Regions from separate parts of the Homo sapiens genome. Here region 1 is linked to region 2. A link is a loop called in an ENCODE intact Hi-C map of the cell type or tissue named here. Cell type or tissue: CD4-positive, alpha-beta T cell. All regions are shown on one strand. Links, peaks and the distances in the headings refer to the core of each region. The heading gives the core; the rest is flanking DNA.

What was found. Hi-C counts contacts between places; a loop is a spot of excess contacts. Peaks named below come from ENCODE experiments on the same cell type or tissue, not always from the same donor. Only the 100,000 strongest peaks of a DNase experiment are listed, where the experiment ranks them.
Region 1: a loop joins it to region 2, with 13 times the contacts of the local background. A loop is called at or near these places in 1 of 110 quality-filtered maps.

What each region holds. Positions count from the first base shown.
Region 1 is chr10:524,956-535,114 of GRCh38, reverse strand. All of the region lies in intron 1 of DIP2C (disco interacting protein 2 homolog C), which reads left to right. Among named protein-coding and RNA genes, the nearest start is that of DIP2C-AS2, 99 kb to the left of the region's middle. RefSeq lists an enhancer at 1,428-1,929. In CD4-positive, alpha-beta T cell, for the core only: no CTCF peak of the experiment used is centred there; a DNase peak (open chromatin) is centred at 4,354.
Region 2 is chr10:173,611-183,769 of GRCh38, reverse strand. ZMYND11 (zinc finger MYND-type containing 11) reads right to left here. Exons shown (of 15, transcript NM_001370100.5): 2 at 3,642-3,776. The coding sequence starts at 3,757. Among named protein-coding and RNA genes, the nearest start is that of ZMYND11, 43 kb to the right of the region's middle. In CD4-positive, alpha-beta T cell, for the core only: a CTCF peak has its summit at 5,333; no DNase peak of the experiment used is centred there.

The DNA.
Region 1 (10,159 bases), core at 1,274-9,273, 350 kb before region 2:
CCGGGTGCTGAAGGTTCCTTCTGTACCATCCTGCAGGGAGAGAGGGGTCAGTTCCTGCCTCCCCTCAACCCAGGCTGACTTCTTGTCTGTTGTGTACACCGAGCTCTTAAGAGTACCTATTGTTAAAAATAATCATCCAGGCCGGGCGCGGTGGCTCACGCCTGTAATCCCAGCACTTTGGGAGGCCGAGGCGGGTGGATCATGAGGTCAGGAGATCGAGACCATCCTGGCTAACAAGGTGAAACCCCGTCTCTACTAAAAATACAAAAAATTAGCCGGGCGCGGTGGCAGGCGCCTGTAGTCCCAGCTACTCGGGAGGCTGAGGCAGGAGAATGGCGTGAACCCGGGAAGCGGAGCTTGCAGTGAGCCGAGATTGCGCCACTGCAGTCCGCAGTCCGGCCTGGGCGACAGAGCGAGACTCCGTCTCAAAAAAAAAAAAAAAATAATAATCATCCAGCAGACAAACACTGTAAGATGACAGCCTGGGAGGGTAGATGGGGCTGGAAGGTAGTTTCCTGAATAACAGGGTTCAGTTTCCTGTGTTGGCGTCATTTGACCCAAGGCCCCCAGATAATTGAAATATTGTCAATCAGCAAAACACCGATGTTGTATCTTTTTTTAAAGGAATGTGCGCTAACTTCTTTCTAACAGGGACCTGACAAAAAGAGAAGGATTTCTTCACTATAAGATGAAGGTCGGGGCTGGTTGGCATTTGCCATCTGTGACTAGCAGGGACCCAGGCTGCTTCCCTCCTGCCGCCCAACTCCTGACCATCTGGCTCCTGCCTCTGTCCCCACCAGCAGGAAGAGGAGTGGGAAGGCGCCTTTTCCCCTTTAAGGGGATGAAGTGAGAGTTGCACCTCCCCGTTTCGCACGTCCCCGGGGTGATTCTCCAGCATGGGTGGGAGTTGTGTTTGGAGGCCTGAGCCCTGTGAAGCTAGGGTTGCTGTTACCTGAGCAGCAGAAGCATGGACTCTGGGAAGTGGGGTCAGGGGGCGGCCTCTGCTGCATCCGCAGGAGGGGCTCCTCGTCCCAGTTGACCATCGTCACTGCAGAAGGGGGCGTGGGCTTCATGGTCCATTGATAAATAGAACGTTCCTCTTTTTTTTTTTTTAAAGCATGTCAAACCCTAATTCCTTCAGCCTTTACTAAAGTGGCATTTTATAATTCCATGTGATTTCATTATTATACCTGCAGGAGAGAATGCTTCCTGTAAACCAGAAGTGTCTCTGAGACAGTTCTCAGCCCATTTAGAAAGTTCATTTTCCCACGGTTCAAGACGGCCTCAGGAGGGTTGAGGACACATCTGTGACACGGCCTCAGGAGGGTTGAGTAGGTGCCCGTCACTAAGCAGATACGCATTTATCTCCGTGTGCAGGGGGTGACTTTGAGTTCTGTTCTCTGTCCATGAGAAATTTCCCTGTGGACTAGTTGTGAGGGAGGTACGTGGCTTTTTTTTTTTTTTGGTAGGTATCTCTGTTAGGAAGAGCATGGGGAGGCAGGTTTGCCTAAGCTGTTCCCTACCTTTTCCCTTTAGCTTAGTAATTTTGGGGTCCTGAGATGTTTTCCCTTCACACTCCTGAACACACTGGCACTCTAAACTGTTGTAGGAGGCCATCTAACCTATTTAGAAGAATAAACTATTTGGAAGGATTTGAGCACCTTTGTCCTTGAGAGAAACAAGCCTTTGTTTAGTTTGCCCCGAGGCTGTTATGGTGCCCGGGCTGTGCGGCCTTGAGAAAGCTGTGTCCCCCTGAGCACCTGCCTGTGGAATCTGGTGGCTGTGAAGTTAATCCGGCAGCTAGATGTTCTGGAAAGCAGATTGCCTCGTAAAGTGTTGGTGGTGATGATTCTAACACGGGAATTTCAATGTGTTTTCCACCCTTCTTTCTTTCTCTCCTCATACCGGAGATGCTGCTGCATTTGACCTTAGGCTTCGTCGAGGGAGGGTCAGTTCTGACACTTTCTTAGATACTGACCTTGAATGGACAGAATTGAGATTCAGGAAAACCCTCGAGCTGTGAGAGTGTGCTGGGATCTATGTAAGTGGGGTTTATGTGGGAAACTCAGTAATAGTTTAAGAAATATCAATTCCAGGCTGGGCATAGTGGCTCACACCTGTAATCCCAGCACCTAAAGACCCTGATGCTACAAAAAATTAAGTAGGAGTGGTGGTGTGCACGTGCGGTCCCAGCTACTCGGGAGGCTGAGGCTGGAGGATCACCCAAGCCTGGGAGGTTGAGGCTGCAGTTGAACCGTGATAGCACCTCTGTACTTGTGGTGCACTGTGCCTGAGCGACAGAACAAGGACCCCCGCCACCACACACCCATACTCTCTCACACACCCATACTCTCTCACACACCCATACTCTCTCTCACACCCATACTCTCTCTCACACCCATACTCTCTCTCACACCCATACTCTCTCACACCCATACTCTCTCTCACACCCATACTCTCTCTCACACCCATACTCTCTCTCACACCCATACTCTCTCTCACACCCATACTCTCTCTCACACCCATACTCTCTCTCACACCCATACTCTCTCTCTCACCCATACTCTCTCACACCCATACTCTCTCACACACCCACACAAAATACCAATTCTAAATGGACAGAAACGAGGTCTTCTCAGTGGAAAAACATGCTGTTTTGGTTGCTCTAAGGTAGATGTTGACTCATTTGCCAGCAAGAAAATGCAGCGGCCAGTTTTGCTGGGACCACCTGTTAAGGCTACCCTGGGCCTCATGGTTTGAGAAGGGTCTGTCCAGGGGAGAGAGGGAGTGGCTTAAGGGCCTTAGAAGCCAGTTCTGGTTCAGCATGACTGCGGGGGTGGAGGTGGGGGCAGGGCTTTCCGGGACATGAGTGGGTAACTGGATGGGCTTCCAGGATGAGCCCCTGTGACTTTGGTGGGTTTACATCCATGCAATACAAATCCACAGGCTCTTACTCTAGAAGCTTCTGCCGGGGCTGATGGACTGGCCTGGGGACAGAGGGTGCTTTCTGGTTTAGGAGGGAGCACTCAGTCACTTCTAGGATTTATGGCACTAAAGGGGACTCGTCATACTTGGAACAGCAGCCATCTGCATTCTAGACTTGGTTCTGGGCGAAGTATTTTGGAGCCGGTTGGTACCCTGTGTTCTCTGTTTATCTATAAAACAAAGTTAGAGTTATAACTAGTTAAAACTTATTTTAAAAATTTTGCCACAGAATATGGTAGTTGTGCTGGAGCTGGAAGCTGCCGCGTGCTGGAGTTGCAAGCGTTGCCTGCATTGGCTGCTCCTCCCAGCGTGTCTGTGTTCTTGACACGGGCACCCGTCGAGGCAGCTGTTTGTCCGTGTTCCTCTGAGGTTCCACAGACTTCATGGTCCCGCGGCAGAGCGTATGATATCTGCTTGCATCCTGATTTCCCCACACCCCAGGACAGGCCAAGAATTCCTTACACACAACTGTAGAGGGCCCTATGGTGTGGGTTTGCCGGTGACACCGCCTTTCCCGAGCTCGGCCTTTACCTCCAGAGTTGGCTTTAGGGCGATAGACGCTTCCGTCAGACTGGGGGGCCCTGAACCTTTGGTGTTAGGAATTCGGTGAACGGCACGTATGATACCTCGATTCTTTGCATTTGTAGCAATAGTTGTTAACAACATGACCATGAGATGTACAGAGGAAGGAAAAAGGTTTTATTTTCAGAGTAACAGTCTACTTTGGGAAATGTGGTCTCGGGGGAACTGTAAGCACACGCCCCTCAGGAGGGGAGGAGACCGCGGCATTTAAACACACGGGAGTTTGTTCGCTGTGTGTGTTCATCAGGTTCGTGGAATGTCTGAACGTTTACAGGGAAAGTGGGGTTTGTTCGCTGTGTGTGCTCATCGGGATTGTGGAATGTCTGAATGTTTACGGGGAAAGTCACAGCACACACGCAGTGAGTTAACCTGTAACATCTGTGTTCACCTTGGGGCGAGCGTAACATTTGAAATGAGGTGGACTCAGCGCGTCACGACCAAAGATGAGCTGTTGGGCGCAGACGTTTATGTGCAGCCTCTGTCAACAGCCGAGACTGGCTCAGGGTCTGCAGCTTTTGGCGGGAAAGGATGCTCACGACGCCCTTCTGTCCAGTCGGGGCTGCCTGCAGGGTCCCAGGGTGGGGTGTCTGGTCGGCCGGCATCGGGAGTCTGCCAAGGTCCCGTGGGCAGCGTTCCTCTAAACCAGGCTGCTGTCTGACTGTGGAGGAGACTTCATGCTGGTTAACAAACTGTACAGGAGTTAGTGCCGTGGGGCTTTGGGGCCAACCTTCCTCCCTGTGATGCCGCTTGCATTTCTCTCTGGGCCTCATTGTAGCCACAGAGAGTCCATCTCGTCTGACAGCAGGGGGTGCCATGTTGACATAGTAATTTATTGTATTAATCAACCTTTTCATTACTATGTTAGTAACAGTCTTTTTTTTTTTTTTTTTTTTTAAGAGATAGGGTCTTGCTGTATTGCCCAGGCTAATCTTGAACTCCTGGCCTCAAGCAACCCTCCCACCTCAGCCTCCCAAAGTGCTGGGCTTACAGGCTTGAGCCACTGCACCAGCCTACAGCCATGTTTTTAAAAGTCAGCAGTTTAAAAACCCTACTCCTCTCACCCCCTCAAGCAGGCTGGTTGGCCTTGTACAAACTGGGGTGTCACGACCTTGGCCCCCCTTTTATTTTTCCCTTTCTTTGGCCTCAAGTTCTGATAAGAACAGCAGTTACAAAATGGGCATTAGGTGATTCTTCCATTAATAAAGCCAGAATTCTCATCAGTTAGAGATGTTTGTCCCCAGGAGTCCAGAAAGCTGTTTTGAATCAAGCCCATAGCAAATAAGGAACAAAACCCTTGGTCCTCTGCTTAATATCTGGGAAATGTGTTAGTTGCTGACACCCTTTGATCTGTGCTCACGTGCTGCATCTCCTCACGGGAAGCAAAGTCGCCCTGTGGAATAAAGCCCGGCTCACGGTGGCATGTCCGGGATGCTCCGGGCTGTCAGTCACTTAGACGGCGGCAGGCGTGGAGACTCGGCATCGTGTGCAGAGCTCGGGCAACCGGAGTGCATCCACCTTAGAGACCACACAGCCGGTCGGCAAGGTGGACGTCCAGGCAGATGGCCTGATGGGCCCGCCACGTGGTGGCGAATTAGGAATTTGTTAGCAAAGAAATGAAACTTGCCTGTTGGTCCCAGCTTCTTTGGGAGGCTGAGGCAGGAGGATTGCTTGAGCCAGAAAGTCAAGGCCGCGATGAGCCATGATCGCAATACTGCACTCCGGCCTGGGTGACAGAGTGAGACTCCACCTAAAAAAATAAAAGCAAGCTAAACCTTTCCATAGCAGGAGGGGAGAATTTATCAAAGTAACTGCAACAAAAATCTTAGATGATGTAATTTCAGTGGCTAAGTGAGCTATCCAGCCCATGTGGCTGGCTCACAAAGATGCAACGGAGCCAGGTGCTGCTGCAGCTGCCCTCCCACCCTGATCGTTTGTGGATGTTTTCTGTTTTACGGTGTTTAGGATCTGTCTCCTGTCTTTTCTGTTTTCCCATATCTCCCTTTTGGATACATAGCTCACTACTTTATGGCTAAGCAACAGTAAAATAGGTTGTCTATTTTGAGAACTAACTTTTGTGTCTTTTAAGGACGGAAAACGAAGCAGGTGACAGGAGCATGGCAACGTGGTGAATAGATTTAGTTGAATATTTAAATACTTGGCACCACTCTGATCCCTTCTTCCTCTCTCAAGCTTAATTACAGCCGCTGCCTTCTAGGACAGAGCACTTTCAGCTCTGTGAGTAGGAATTAAACATTTTCTAAATCAGAAGTTTTAGTTAAGCAGTATTTTACGTGAATACCCAGTCCATAAGTGCTCACTGTACTGGTGTGTGGTATAGAGGAAGACCGGGTCTATGGTGCAGTGTCCCAGTTCCCATCTATGAGATGGGGGCCATGAGATGGCCTAGAAGAATGTTCAGATTGTGGGATTGAACGGATCTGCCCCACTCCTGGGAGCCTCGAGTCTAACTCGACTTGGGCAGGTTCTAGGGAGATGCCGGCAGCGCCGTCCTCACAGGTCACTGGGAGGGGTTCTGGCACCATCCCCGTCAGGTGTCTCATGATCAGCTCAGCTTGCCCATCTCAGAAGCTGCTGGTAGTGTTCTCGTTCCTGTTGTTTCTTGCGTGTTATTTAGGTTCTGTTCATGTGGGGACCTAGGAAGTTCCACAGTGAGAGGAGAGCTGCTGAGTCGCCTTCCTGCCTGGACGCCAGCCCCACGGAGGATGGTAACTGCTTGAGGTTGGCTTCTGCCCCCGGCCTCACCTGTGGAAGCACTGATGCAGTGGTACTTTGCAAGCTCCTGGGGCACACTGCACCGTTGTATGGATCCACAGGATACTGTGGTATCCAAGCACGTGCTCCCGGAGGAGAGGACCCTACAGGTGCTGATGCTGGGAGTCGGCAGAGAGTCCAGCGAGTGAGACTCACTGTGACGTGCACAGCTGCCATCTGCACAGCGCCTCCTGAGTCCAAGATGGTTGTGTGATAAGTGCACAAAGCGCATCTCCAGCAAAAAGCCACTAAGTGTCCACATCCGGGATATCCACCACTATGGCTTTTTGGTGTTAATAAGATGAATGTGAGTAGCAAGTGGTCTGCGTTCTGGGGGAGCAGCGGGCGGTCTGCGTTCTGGGGGAGCAGTGGGCGGTCTGCGTTCTGGGGGAGCTGCGGGCGGTCTGCGTTCTGGGTGGGCAGCGGGCGGTCTGCTTTCTGGGGGAGCTGTGGGCGGTCTGCATTCTGGGTGGGCAGCAGGCAGTCTATGTTCTGGGTGTGCGTGACGGTGCCACTGCGTTTTTGTTTTTATGTCTTGGTGAAAGGCATGAATGGCTCCTGACTAGGGTAGGTAAGGATGCTGTGACCAGGGACTCTGCAGTATTGTAGCTTGAGGAACCAAGGAGGTTTTCTCTCTCGCAAACCCTTCAGGGGGGATGTTCCAGGCTGGTGACTGCTCCATGAGGTATTCAGGGATCCAGGTTCCTTCCAGACACCTGCCCTACATTCCCAAGGACACGACTGTCCTTGCTGTGGTTGGGGCTGGGTGATTGCCATGCTGGCGGGGGAGGCTTAGGGTGAGAGTGGCCATCATTTACCTAATCTACATAATTACGTGGAGCTGGGAGTAAAGTGTAGCCGTGGCCTGGAGGATGGACGATGGATGTTGGTGAACAACTGGCTGCACTCACCGCAGCTGGCCCAGGGACGGGAAGGATGGCTGATTATGCCATTCAGCGGTACCTGGTTCTTTCACATTTGACTTTCTTATGGATTTTCTGTTGTACAGAGGAGAGAGCCTGTGGTTCTAGGCCAACCATCTCACTCATCTCATAACATCTTGTATCCCTTAGCCAACATTTATGTCAAGTTTTAGAAGTCCTACAAACTGGCAAGCATTTCTCAATCTGGTGTAACCACTGGATTTTATATCTGTGTCTGCATCTGTATTTACATCTCTGGTTATTTGACACTCTGTAGTACATTTGTAATCGGTTCCATTTGGTGGAAGTTACTTTCAACAAACTCTTGCTGCTACTTGAATTTTCAAGGTTGCAAGTAGAAATGAGGGAATAAACACCACATCTTTTTGCTCTAATTTTAAAATTTGTTGTTCCCCAAATCACACCATAAGTACAAATATTAAAAATTACAAAAGCAGCGGCTGAAGTCAAGGTTAAGGCATTTCTGGGTGATTTTAGCTAATCAGCAATATTTGCTGAGGTGTGTGGAGCAGAACAACATGCCAAGAAGCCCAGAAGCGGGGAGGGTCGGGAGGCCAGGCCATGACTTCAGAGGTGCTGTTTTGTGAGGGAGAGGAGCTAGATGCAGAGATGATAAACAGCTGCAGATGCACCCACTGCCGCACTTCGCACGGTACGGGGCCTTTGTGAGCTGAGTTATGAACCGGGTGAAGGCTGTGCAGGCGTCGGAGAATCCAGGCCAGATGCGATGGGTGGAGGCTGGGTAGAGGTGAGGAGCCAGACAGCCTCACTGAATGTGTGGTGGCTCACTGCAGACAGCTGTCCCCCAGGACGGCTGCCCTTACCCTGTCCGCCTCCACCTACTGAGGCCTATAGGTGTCGCAAGTGTGTGGTTTCTAAACAGACTTGGATGAGTTGCTTGCTGCCTGATGCACCTGGACAGGCGGAGGGCTGGTTATCCATGATGGCACCAGGGACTCTGCCGGGGACTGGCAGGACAGAGCCTCAGAGCACGGCACCAGTTCCCTGGGAGAAGATGGTGCTGGCGGGACGGAGGAAAGAAGAGGCACACAGTGCTGAGGCATGAATGCCAGTTTGCTCTTAGACATGACACAAATGCCTTCCGGAAGTTTCCACATAGGCGCAGTTAAAGCCACCAGTGTGGACGAGTCCTTAGATCAGGAGACCCAGAACATATGTGTATTTGAGATCCTTCACGTGCTGCCATCTCTTCAAAGAGGACCACAAGGTCGTCTCTAGTAATGTAAAACTAACATAAAAGAATTTTTTATTAAATGCCACGGATTTTTTTTTTTTTTTTTGGTGGGGTAGGGCTGGTGTGTGACAGAAAAACAGCGGATACGGTGACACAGCTGGTGGGTGTTGGTTCTGGGCCCCAGCTGTGCAGCTGTATGAATAGAAATTAGTCTCTACAGTGGTATGAACCTAAACACCTGGATTACATGTTTTCATGTATTTAACATAAATAAATGCACACATTTATATGCTAAACACACATTTTTCTAAATTTTATGTAATAAAATTCACACCTTCAAGTATTTAGCATAGAAACAGCTGTGCAGCATCTCCCTGCCCACAGCCACTTGGACGTTCAGAGTGGAAACCACGCGGCTGTGGGCTTTGTGAGTGGTGAGCCGTGCACAGGTGTGCTGCATTTGCTGTGTCTGCTGATGTGAGCCCCGGTCGGTCCTGTTTCAGGTGGACGCTTTCCTTTGTAATTCCCTTCTCTCATTCTAAGTTCAGTAAACTTGGGACCGATGGTGAGTGTAGGCACAGAGGAGCGCAGCATCGGCAATTAAGGAAAATCCACGCCAGGCGTTGCAGAAGGAGGTGGTGTGCGGGGGTTCCACTGCCTGTGTGAGCCATGACTGGTGAGGGCCTCTGGGCAGCAGCTCACCTGGGCTACTTGGAAATGCAGATTCCTGGGCACAGACCTGCTGGGACAAAACCTGAGAGGCCCTGGGTTGACTACCCTCCAGGGATTCCATCCAGGCTTGGCCATCATGTCTCTTGGCAGGTCACTCAGGCCCGGCTGTCTCATTGAGATGCCTGGCCATCGCAGGGTTAGCTGAGTCACCTGCACAGCTGGTGTGGGTGTGCTGATGGGTGTACGGGGCTGGCCTGTCTTCCTTTCTCCACCTACGAAGCATTCAAAGGCCTGTTATCCTACCCTGTTCTCTCCCTGTCCTCAGTGGGCAAGCAGGAGGTTCATTTTCACTTGCAGATGAGGAAAATTCTGAAGTCTTGTAAAGCAGCCAAGATCATATTCAGAATCTTCTTTGTTCCAATCAGCTCGAATTTTTACAGTTAGAAAGACTTTTCCTCAAACACTTTGTATTTGTTCTGTATGAGAAGTGCCGTAGACTTTGCTGTTGTTTTACTAATTAGTATCTGTACTGTGTTCTGCTGTCCATCACAAATGTATGTATTTTCATTCTGAGATACGCTGAGTCTCAGCCTTTGCAATCCAGAGGGATTTCATGTGTGTTCATAAAAGCTTCTATCAGAAACCACATTCCGAATAGCTGTGGACATACAACCTGCTTGTGACTTGGAAATTGCTGAAGTCAAATTCTATCTCGGTTTGAGGCGTTAGGAGCTTTAGAAATTTTGAAATTATAAAATGAAAATGTGATAAAATTAAGTACATTTAAACAAAAGAGATATGCTGTGGGTTTTAAGGGCTGTGATGCATTTAAGAATGCTTTTCTGTATTTTAGATTTGGTTGTCTTTAAGGATGTCATGTTCCATCCAAACTACAAATACATGAGATAATTTAAATGTAAGTTGAACCCTTCAGAATATCCTGGATTTGGTCTTGATCTTCTGACCTTGAAAATGTGATTCTTTTTTTTTTTTTTTTGAAATTGTGATT
Region 2 (10,159 bases), core at 726-8,725:
GGTATGTCGAAAATGGACTGAAATATATGAAATGTAATTAAATGCATGAATTCCAAAGGGCAATTTGTTTTTAAATCTAATTGGTTACCATTAAAGGATCCTATTTTTAAAACTGCTAAATACATAAAGAGAATGAATTATTCTACTTTTCCCATATGAACCATACCACATGGTAACCAAATAGCAGAGGATGGGAAGCTATGTCCTTATAGAAGCAGTCCAGTTAGAAAAGGAAAGATAGATTGGATGATTATCATTTGGCAGTCCTTAATGAGTTCCTGGATCTAGCGTCAATTGCTATGTACATCACAAAATGAGAAACAACTGACATCATGTGTGTCCTGATGGTAGAACATACCACTCCCAGGGAATAGTCTTGCCCCCTCCCCCAAGCCACCAGATGCAGCTATCAATCTCCATGAAATAAAAAGGACTGAGCAACAGGTTAAACTAGACTACAGGGATGCAATCAGCAAAAGCCGGACTATGGAAAAATCACAACCAATGGCCAGGTTTCTTCAATCAGTTCCAAAAAAAAAAAAAAACCAACAACAAAAAAGAAGAGAAACCTAGAGATTAAAAGAACAAAAGCAAGCACAACTAAACCATTATACAGAAGTAAACTAGAGTGTTTAGGGTGTACCAGGCTAAGAGCCAGTCACCCCAAAGCCCACAACTTTTAATGCTTGACAAAAACCGTGTAGCTTTTTTTATAATGGCGTCACTCATCAGTCAAAATAAGAAATGAAACTTAATGACTAACATGCATTCTTGACAGTAACCCTACTACAGCCTTCAGTACCTTAAGATATCTGCAAAGTTTAAAAGATTATCTTTATGTTCGGACTTGACTAAGCAGAGCGACTTGATTGAAAATGAATCTAAGGCTTGAAAAGTATTTACCTACCGAGAGTACAGAATAGGAGTATTAGGCTTTAGAGCAAAAGATCTGACTTCCTGCCATAATGCAATGCTACTTCCTAACTTACCTTAGGCAAGTTTAATAAACAAGGAAATTAATATTAGCCAAGAAGCAAAGGCACTGGCCGGGTTAGGCAATTTTCTAGACAGTTCTTTCTTGGAGCTGTCTAGCAGGGAAACAATGACAAATGTGATTAATGTTATGAAGGAAGTACAGGATGCTCTGATGTGAGCTACATAATAAAAATAAACATGGCATACCTCTCAGATGAGATGAGGAAGAGGAAACACTTGGGACCCAGTCTTAAGCACTTAACCTCTGATTCTTTCTTTTTCTTTTTCATCTTTAGATGAGACTAATAAAAACCAAGACTATCTGGTAGGTAAATAAATTTATTCATATTTAATTGTAAAACTATGGACCTTACAACATGAAGAAAAATAAGCCTTGGCATCAGTTAAGGCTATGCTGATGAAGAAAGGAGAGAAAAGAATGCTTATCAATAATACATAATGCAAAATGAGATGCAGGCAATCCTGTTAATCTCCATGTCTTTTACTACAGTTTAACATGTGTATACATGTACACACACGTGTTGTAATAATCCAACAGGTATCTGCCACCCATTACTGTGGGAGTTAATTATCTTACTCCCAGATTAGAAGGTGGTCACAATCTAACAGCAACATTCACACTGGGAGATTCTGATAGCTGCTTAGAGAAATGTCCCTAAAGCTTCTAGAGAAACATGCTACAGATGAACAAAGGTCATCTGAAAAACTGAAACGGCTGTCATGTTTACATGATTTTAATTTAAAAAGCTGAATCCAAAGAAAACCTTATTTTATTTAAACATTCTTCTCTAAGCAATTTTTATGTAAAGGATGGTTTTTTAAAAATCTCAACCATAAGAAAATACTGTTTTGTACTCTGAGTTTTTTTAAAATGTTTTACATCAACATCATTTGCATGTAGTTATCATACCCCAAATTATGTGCTTTATTTAAAAGCATAATAATTAAAATAATGTACTATTTATTTTATTCTTATTGTTCACATAGTATTATCTTTTTTTTCTTCTACTATCTTATAGGAGCAAGGAGTTGTACATAGCTTTAAAATACCACAAAGGCGAGTACAGAATTGGAGCCACATATATCCTCACCCCTTCTCTATCTCCTTTTTTCTTCCCTCTTAAGTAGCCTTTGGGTTTCTTTGTTGGTTTGTTGTGAGACAGGGGTCTCACTGTTACCCAGGTTGGAGTGCAGTGGCCTTTCCTCGGCTCACTGCAACCTCTGCCTCCCAGGCTCAAGTGATTCTCCCACCTCAGCCTCCTGAGTGGTTGGGACCACAGGTGTGCACCACCACACCAGGCTAATTTTTGTATCTTTGGCAGAGACAGGGTTTCACCATGTTGGCCAGGCTGGTCTCAAACTCCTGAGCTCAGGCGATCCACCAGCCTTGGCCTGCTGAAGTGCTGGGATTACAGGCGTGAGCCACTGAGCCCATCGTTAAGTAGCCTTTGTAATCTTCTTCACCAGCATACAGGGAAAGGACAAAAATACATGGAACTCAATATATTACTTATTAATAAAGGCCAAAAAAAGCATTTATTTAAGTGAGTTTTGTAAATTACTCCCATTCTCCATTTCTACCCATAGCATCTAAAGAATGTGAAAAGTATCAAGAAATTTTCTCTAAATTATTTTTAAAATTCCAAACACTTAAAAAAGATAAATTTAGCTTTATATCTTTAAGAATACCCAGAGAAACAAAACAAAACCAAGTTCCTAATTGAAGACTCCCTTATAATTAGCATACAACATGTAAATAGAAGCTTCATAAGGTACTTTGATTTTTTTTTTTGGTATCCTGAATCTGTCTACCCATATAAATAGCATGAGAAACTAGGGGATGGGGGTGGACAATTTTCTTCTTTAAAACTGAATGTTTATTTAACATGATTTCTAAAATACAGAAGGAAATTGTTAAAAATTCTGTTAGTGGGCTATAAAGTAGTAAGATGTTTCTTACTACACATACCATGCCTATCCTATGTTAAAATTAGTAATAAACAGTAGACTGTTTTTAGATAGCTTCGCTACATAAAAGTGATTCACTAAAGGTGTTTTTAATAAAAGAATCTCTGGCCAGGTGCAGTGGCTCACGCCTGTAAATCCCAGCACTTTGGGACGCCAAGGCGGGCGAATCACGAGGTCAGGAGTTTGAGATCAGCCTGGCCAACATGGTGAAACCCTCTCTCTACTAAAAATACAAAAAATTAGCTGGGCGTGGTGGCGGGTGCCTGTAATCCCAGCTACTTGGGAGGCTGAGGCTGGAGAATCACTTGAACCCGGGAAGCGGAGGTTGCCATGAGCTGAGATCGGGTCACCACACTCCAGCCTGGGCAACAGAATGAGACTCCGTCTCAAAATAAATAAATCAATAAATAGAGTTAAAAATTTGGTTAACTAAAAAACTATTATAAATAGTATATAGTGATATTTTCCTTATCTAATTTTTCTATGAAACTTCTAAACACAAGTTGTTTGTGTATGTTTCTGTGTTTGTTTTTCTAATAATACTCCTGCAAAGCAAAAAGTGTCTTCAGTTCTTTGTAATATATGTTGATTAGCATAACAGATAAAATTTTTTTTGGCCTTTCCCCCAAAGTCTTCTACGACATTTTACAGAGATATTTGTGTTTAAATTTACTTACTTTGTAATACGGTCAATGTTGGCAATCTGCTTCTGGTTCCGTATAATCTCAATGGCTGCCCAAAGATGCTGGATAGCTTTTGTATCCGCCTGTCGTCTTTTTGTTAAACGTGCCATGACCTGTTTACTTCTTTAGCTGCAGTAATAAACAAAAACATAAGGGAAAAAAACAGATTACAAAATGAATTATCAGTATAAGTGAGTAACATTATCAGGACCTCTCAACTATTGATTATACTTAGTATGTAGTATTGCCCACTTTCTATTTTTTTCTACCATCCACATCACCAGTTACTTCATATAAAGTATCATTCATTTCATTACATCATGAAGAATGACATTCTAAAAGCCAAAAAGTTAAAAAGGTTATCCCAGGAAGGATAAGTGGTCACTTCATACCAATATACTTTCAGAAAATGCATTTAAGTTTATTCTAAAACACAGAAATACTCCAAGATAAAACTTCATTTGTTGACATCGCGTTGTTTGTAATTTGATCAATACAAAATGGAATTTAAATATTCTAATTGGCACTTTAGTTTATTATAATCATGGCTTAAAAATCAAATTTTATATACATACATAGATATATGAAAACAATATTATTTTAAATCAAACCATGAACATTAAATATAAGAAAGTTACTCCTGGAATGAGATGTGAAAGGTTGAGGGACAGAACACTAGAAGGTCACAAATTATGAAGAATGGTAACATTCTTGGATTAGGTGTAAGTTTTGGGGGTATTTATTACACTATTAGGAAACAGCATTGTTATTTTACTCAAATTTTAGTATTCCAGATGAATTGAAGAAAACTGCCACCACACCTCCCACCTCCCAATAATTTTCCTGCTGTCTCCTGGCAAGATGGGGAAAGAAAAGAGGTTAAACCCTGGATGTCCGGAGAGCAGTGGTATCACAGAGAGGATTCTCTTAACTCAGCATGGAGAGACGTGCTTGTAGGAATCTGGTAAGCGTTTGTCATGAATCCTAGCATTGGGGACGCACTGAAACATCTCTCTAGATCATACATGTTATCATGCTGAGTTTAAAATCTAGGTTCTTAAATATACAGTGAACATTAAGCCTTCTGAGATTGCTGAAATCTCCTTGACCTGCCCTTTCCTATCTTTTAAGTTTAGAGAATGAGGGAGGGAAGCACTTTGCTGTGTTCCATGACTGGCCAAGACAGCCACAGGAATCTCCTTTTTCTCTACCTCTGTGTTTCTTCACAGCCTACTCAGTTCCCCTCCTTTCTCAGGCAAACACAAATAAACTATATAGTTGCTATCAAAACCTGAGAAAACTGGGTCAGTCAGGCTCCTAAAATAAGATGTCTTTCAGAATTACACCACCATCAGAATACATTTTGAACATGTTTAAAGGTATTCCTGAATATTCTCACACTATTACTTCTAATAGTTCCAAGCTGCTCCACAGAGCAAATAATTCAAAAACAATACCAGTATTCAAGTTCTAAAGAAAACTTTAGGAAAATCAGTTAGTTCTGTATAAATTTATACATAATGAAAATATAAAAATTATAACTTAGGAACACTTCCATTTTAGACAGTAATCACTTTTAAATGTACAAAAATTTATCTGTTTAAGTGCACTTGTGTTGGAGCACCAACTTTCAGAATCCAATATGCCTTAATGGAAGGAATTCATTGGTAAGGATTTAACATATGTCAGAAAGTGACATCTAATGGTGAACTGTAATAATACAACTCAATCCTGTGAGATTATATAAATACTCAGATAAATGAACAAAGTTTCACTCATTCTTACATAGTTAAAAATATATACAGGTGTCCACTTTATCTAAGGCACTGTGCTAGACACAATGAAGTAGTTAAAACTGTATAAACGGCGACCCTTGCCAAGAAAATAATCTAAAACTGGCAGAGGAAATTTGACATATACATGGAACTAACTGTAAGGTCATATATGACATATAAATGGTCCACAATATGTGCTATAAAAATTCAGACAAGGGAGACACTACTTCTCGCTGAGGTAAAATTTCAGCAGAAAGAGATGAGGAACTCTGCAAAATGGTAAATATGTAGGAAAATGTAAAAGCCAATTTTTCCCTTTCTTAATTTCTTTAAAAGATAATTGGCAGTTTAAAGCAAAGATAAAAATAATTGATAGATGTCATTAGGCTTATAACACACGTAGAAATAAAATATATAACAACCAAAGCACAAAGGAAGGGAAGTGGGAGTAAGCAGAAATATATTATTATAAATTTCCTATATTTTACGCAAGTAGTAGTATATTAATTCAAGGGAGGCTATTGTAAATTAAGGATGCATATTATAATTTCTAGAGCAAACACTGAAGAATAATACATATAGGTATAGGTAACAAGTCAACTTGTAAATTTTTTTTCACAATTCATGATATGTAAGAATATGAATAATTTGCTCAGAACTATAAAAAATACAGCAAAGCTGTAAAATGTAAAATGTTAAATTTAACAGCAAAGCTAACATTTTAAAATAATACCATAATAAATAGTAAATGTAACTATTTATATAACATAACCAGAAGAATGTAGTGGGGACTAAGTAGCAGAAACTCTAAAAGTGATGTCACAGATTCCCAGAAATGATTAAAATCAAGATTAAAGAATGAAGCAATGCTACATCTCAGAAAAACAGGTGTGAAGTTAAAAATCAAAGATTTTGAGAACTACCTGAATCAAGTCACAGAAAATAAACATACCTTGTAATACAGGTACACTATAAGGAGGATGATCATTAGTTATAAGAGCCCACGTAGAACATTGCAAAAAATGCCAGGGAAAGACAAATCCAAGTGAGAGAAATACAATGAAGTTTGAGGCATATTACAAAGGTACCAAAAACAACTTGACCCATGGAGGCAAGATCTCTTTAAAGTGCAACCATAAATTATCCTTTCTTATGAAATCTAAATTCATTCACTCATTTAACATATAATTCATATATGCGTGTTACACACCAGGTGCTCTTCTATGCTCTAGGGATATAGCAATAAGCAAAACGGACAAAAATCCTTCTCTCATCCAGTACATGACTAGTGATGTGACTAGATATAAGAAAAGAACAGCAATTTGAGTGTTCATCAATAAAAAGAAAGTCTTAGAATCCTGGGTACAGAGAGCTGATTACTTAAGGTCCTTGTTGATATGGCCAAACCAAATCTTACAGTCCATCCTTATCTGAGTGCACATTGCATTACTGCTCACAGTTCCCAATTATGCTCCCAAACTTCACACCTCCATCTCTTTGTTTATGCAGTTCTCTCTCCCTGGAATGTTCTCCCCTGCCCCTTACCAATTATTAAAAATTTCCCTATCCTTTCTAGGATCTACTTTAATGCAATTTTCCCTGACCAGGCTTTTCTCCTGGAATCAAACCAAATAAAACTCAATTGTCCTCTGTATTCTAATATCAATTTGTTTATACATCTCTTACAAATGTATTGCTTTTGTACAAAAGTATTTTGTACAAAATTCCTCAAAAGAATTGTTTTAATTCAACTAAGATACGTCTTATTCATTTTTATAACTCATGTTTTTCAAGGTGCCTAGCAATTTTGAACATACTAAACCTTCAATATAAAATTATTAAATTCACTTTTTTTCAGCTGTTATGTAAATAACAAGAGCCCAGAGTGAACCTTCATTTATGTTTTATCAAAGATTGAGACATCAAAAAGAAAGAACAGAAGACTCTTTGTAGAGATCATTAATACAGTCTTCAATCTTTGTTCTGCTCCAACACATTTGAGGAATATTACAGGCTCCTTTTGGTAAAAGTAGACCATGATTCTCAAGAAGCCTGTAGTTAAAAAAAAAAATAAAAAGTAGCAAAAACTTCTGAGTAACTTTAATAAGCCCCTAGGTGATACTGATATTCTCTATCCCAACAAATCCAGATGTACTGCAATCTCCTCAGTCTACAGAAGTGTCACTTTATATCCACACTACTTCTACACAAACTGGGGTGAGGGCAAAAGGGAGAATAAAGGAGAAAACACGTCAGAAAAAAACTTAAGAATAAGCAAAATTAAACAAGAAGTTGCTTGGTGATATATACATATTTGTGAAAACTGCTTTAAGGAAACGATAAACACAATAGTTAACAAGAACAGTTGAGGGTGCAGGGAAGAGAGATGGAGGAGCACAGTGTGAAAATTCAAAACACCAAATAGGTTCGATTTTTACTTCTGGTGGTAGGTTCAGGTTTTTTATCAGTATACTGCATAAAATGTTTTCAAATATTTGCATCAAATATTATTACTTTTCCCCAAAGTGTATTAGCACTTTTAAATTATTTTTCATTGTCTATTCATACCATTTTCCCATTTATATATTAATTTTTATATTAGGTTTATCCATACAATGCTTTTCTCTTTGCCTCTTAATAAACACTAAATACAATTTTACTGAAATCTAGCTATGTATTCCTTTATCATTGCTTTTGTGATCAGAAGTCCTTCTACACTCAAATCAGAAAAATACGCAATTATATTTTGTAGTTTTTTATTTTTGTTTTTTATTTTTTGAGGCGGAGTTTCGCTCTTGTCACCCAGGCTGGAGTGCAATGGTGTGATTTCGGCTCACTGCAACCTCCACCTCCCAGGTTCAAGTGATTCTCCTGCATCAGCCTCCCGTTGTAGCTAGGATTACAGGCGTGCGCCACCACAGCTGGGTAATTTTTGTATTTTTAGTAGAGATGGGGTTTCGCCATGTTGGCCAGGCTGGTCTTGAACTCCTGACCTCAGGTGATCCGCCCACCTAGGCCTCGCAAAGTGCTGGGGAGAATTACTTTTTTAAAATTATGATTAGTAAACTTTATTTTTTAGAGCAATTTTAAGTTCACAGCAAAATTGAGTGGAAAATACAGAGCTCCCACATACTCCCTGGCCCCACAAATGCACATGCACAGCCTCCCCTATTATCAACATCCCACACCAGAGCAATACATTTGTTAAAAATCAACAAACCTACACTGACATATCATTATGACCCAAGGTCCACAGTATACATTAGGGTTCACTCTTGGTGTTGTACATTCCATGGGTTCTGACCAACGTATGAATGACAAGCATGTGCCACTGTAGTGCCCATGGGTTCTGACCAACGTATGAATGACAAGCATGTGCCACTGTAGTGCCCATGGGTTCTGACCAATGTATGAATGACAAGCATGTGCCACTGTAGTGCCCATGGGTTCTGACCAATGTATGAATGACAAGCATGTGCCACTGTAGTGCCCATGGGTTCTGACCAATGTATGAATGACAAGCATGTGCCACTGTAGTGCCCGTGAGTTTTGACCAATGTATGAATGACAAGCATGTGCCACTGTAGTGCCCTTGGGTTTTGACCAATGTATGAATGACAAGCATGTGCCACTGTAGTACTCATGGGTTTTGACCAATGTATGAATGACAAGCACGTGCCACTGTAATGCCCATGGGTTTTGACTAATGTATGAATGACAAGCACGTGCCACTGTAGTACTCATGGGTTTTGACCAATGTATGAATGACAAGCATGTGCCACTGTAATGCCCATGGGTTTTGACTAATGTATGAATGACAAGCACGTGCCACTGTAGTGCACATGGGTTTTGACCAATGTATGAATGACAAGCATGTGCCACGGTAGTGCCCATACAGAATAGTTCCACTGAATTAAAAATTGTCTGTGCTCCACCTATTCATCCCTTCCTTCCCTAACCCTTGGCAACCACTGGTCTTTTTACTACTGTCTCCACAGTTTTGCCTTTTCCAAGATGTCACACAGTTGGAATCATACAGTATGTGGCCTTTTCAGGTTGGCCTCCTTCACTTAGTAATATGCATTAAGTTTCCTCCATAGCTTTTTATGGCATGATAGACTGTTACTTTTTAGTACTGAATAACATTCCACTGGCTGCATATAACACAGTTCATCCATTCACCTACTCGAGGAAAGGTTGCTTCTAAGTTTTGGCAATCAAAACAAAGCTGCTATAAACATCCATGTGCATGTTTTTATGTGCACATAAGTTTTCAATTCATAAGGGTAAATACCAAGGAGTGTAGCTGCTGGTTCGTACGGTTAGAAAATGTTCAGTTGTATAACAACCTGCCAAACTGTCTTCCCAAGTGACCGGACCATTTTGCACTTCCACCAGCAATGACTGAGCGCTTCTATTGTTCCACATCCTCATCAACATTTGGTATTGTCAGTGTTTTGGATCTGAGCCATTCTTATAAGTATGTGGTAATACCTCATTGATGTTTTAATTTTTAATTCCCTAATGATATATGATATTGAATGTATTTTCATATGTTTATGTGTCATCTGTATTTCTTTGGTGAGGTGTCCAGCCAGGTCTTTTGCCCTTAAAAAAATTTTTTTTTTAGTATTTTTGAAACAGGGTCTCACTCTGTCACCCAGTCTGAAGTGCAGTCAAAGCTAACTATAACCTCAAATTCCTGGGCTCAAGCGATCCTCCTTAGACTCTAGAGTA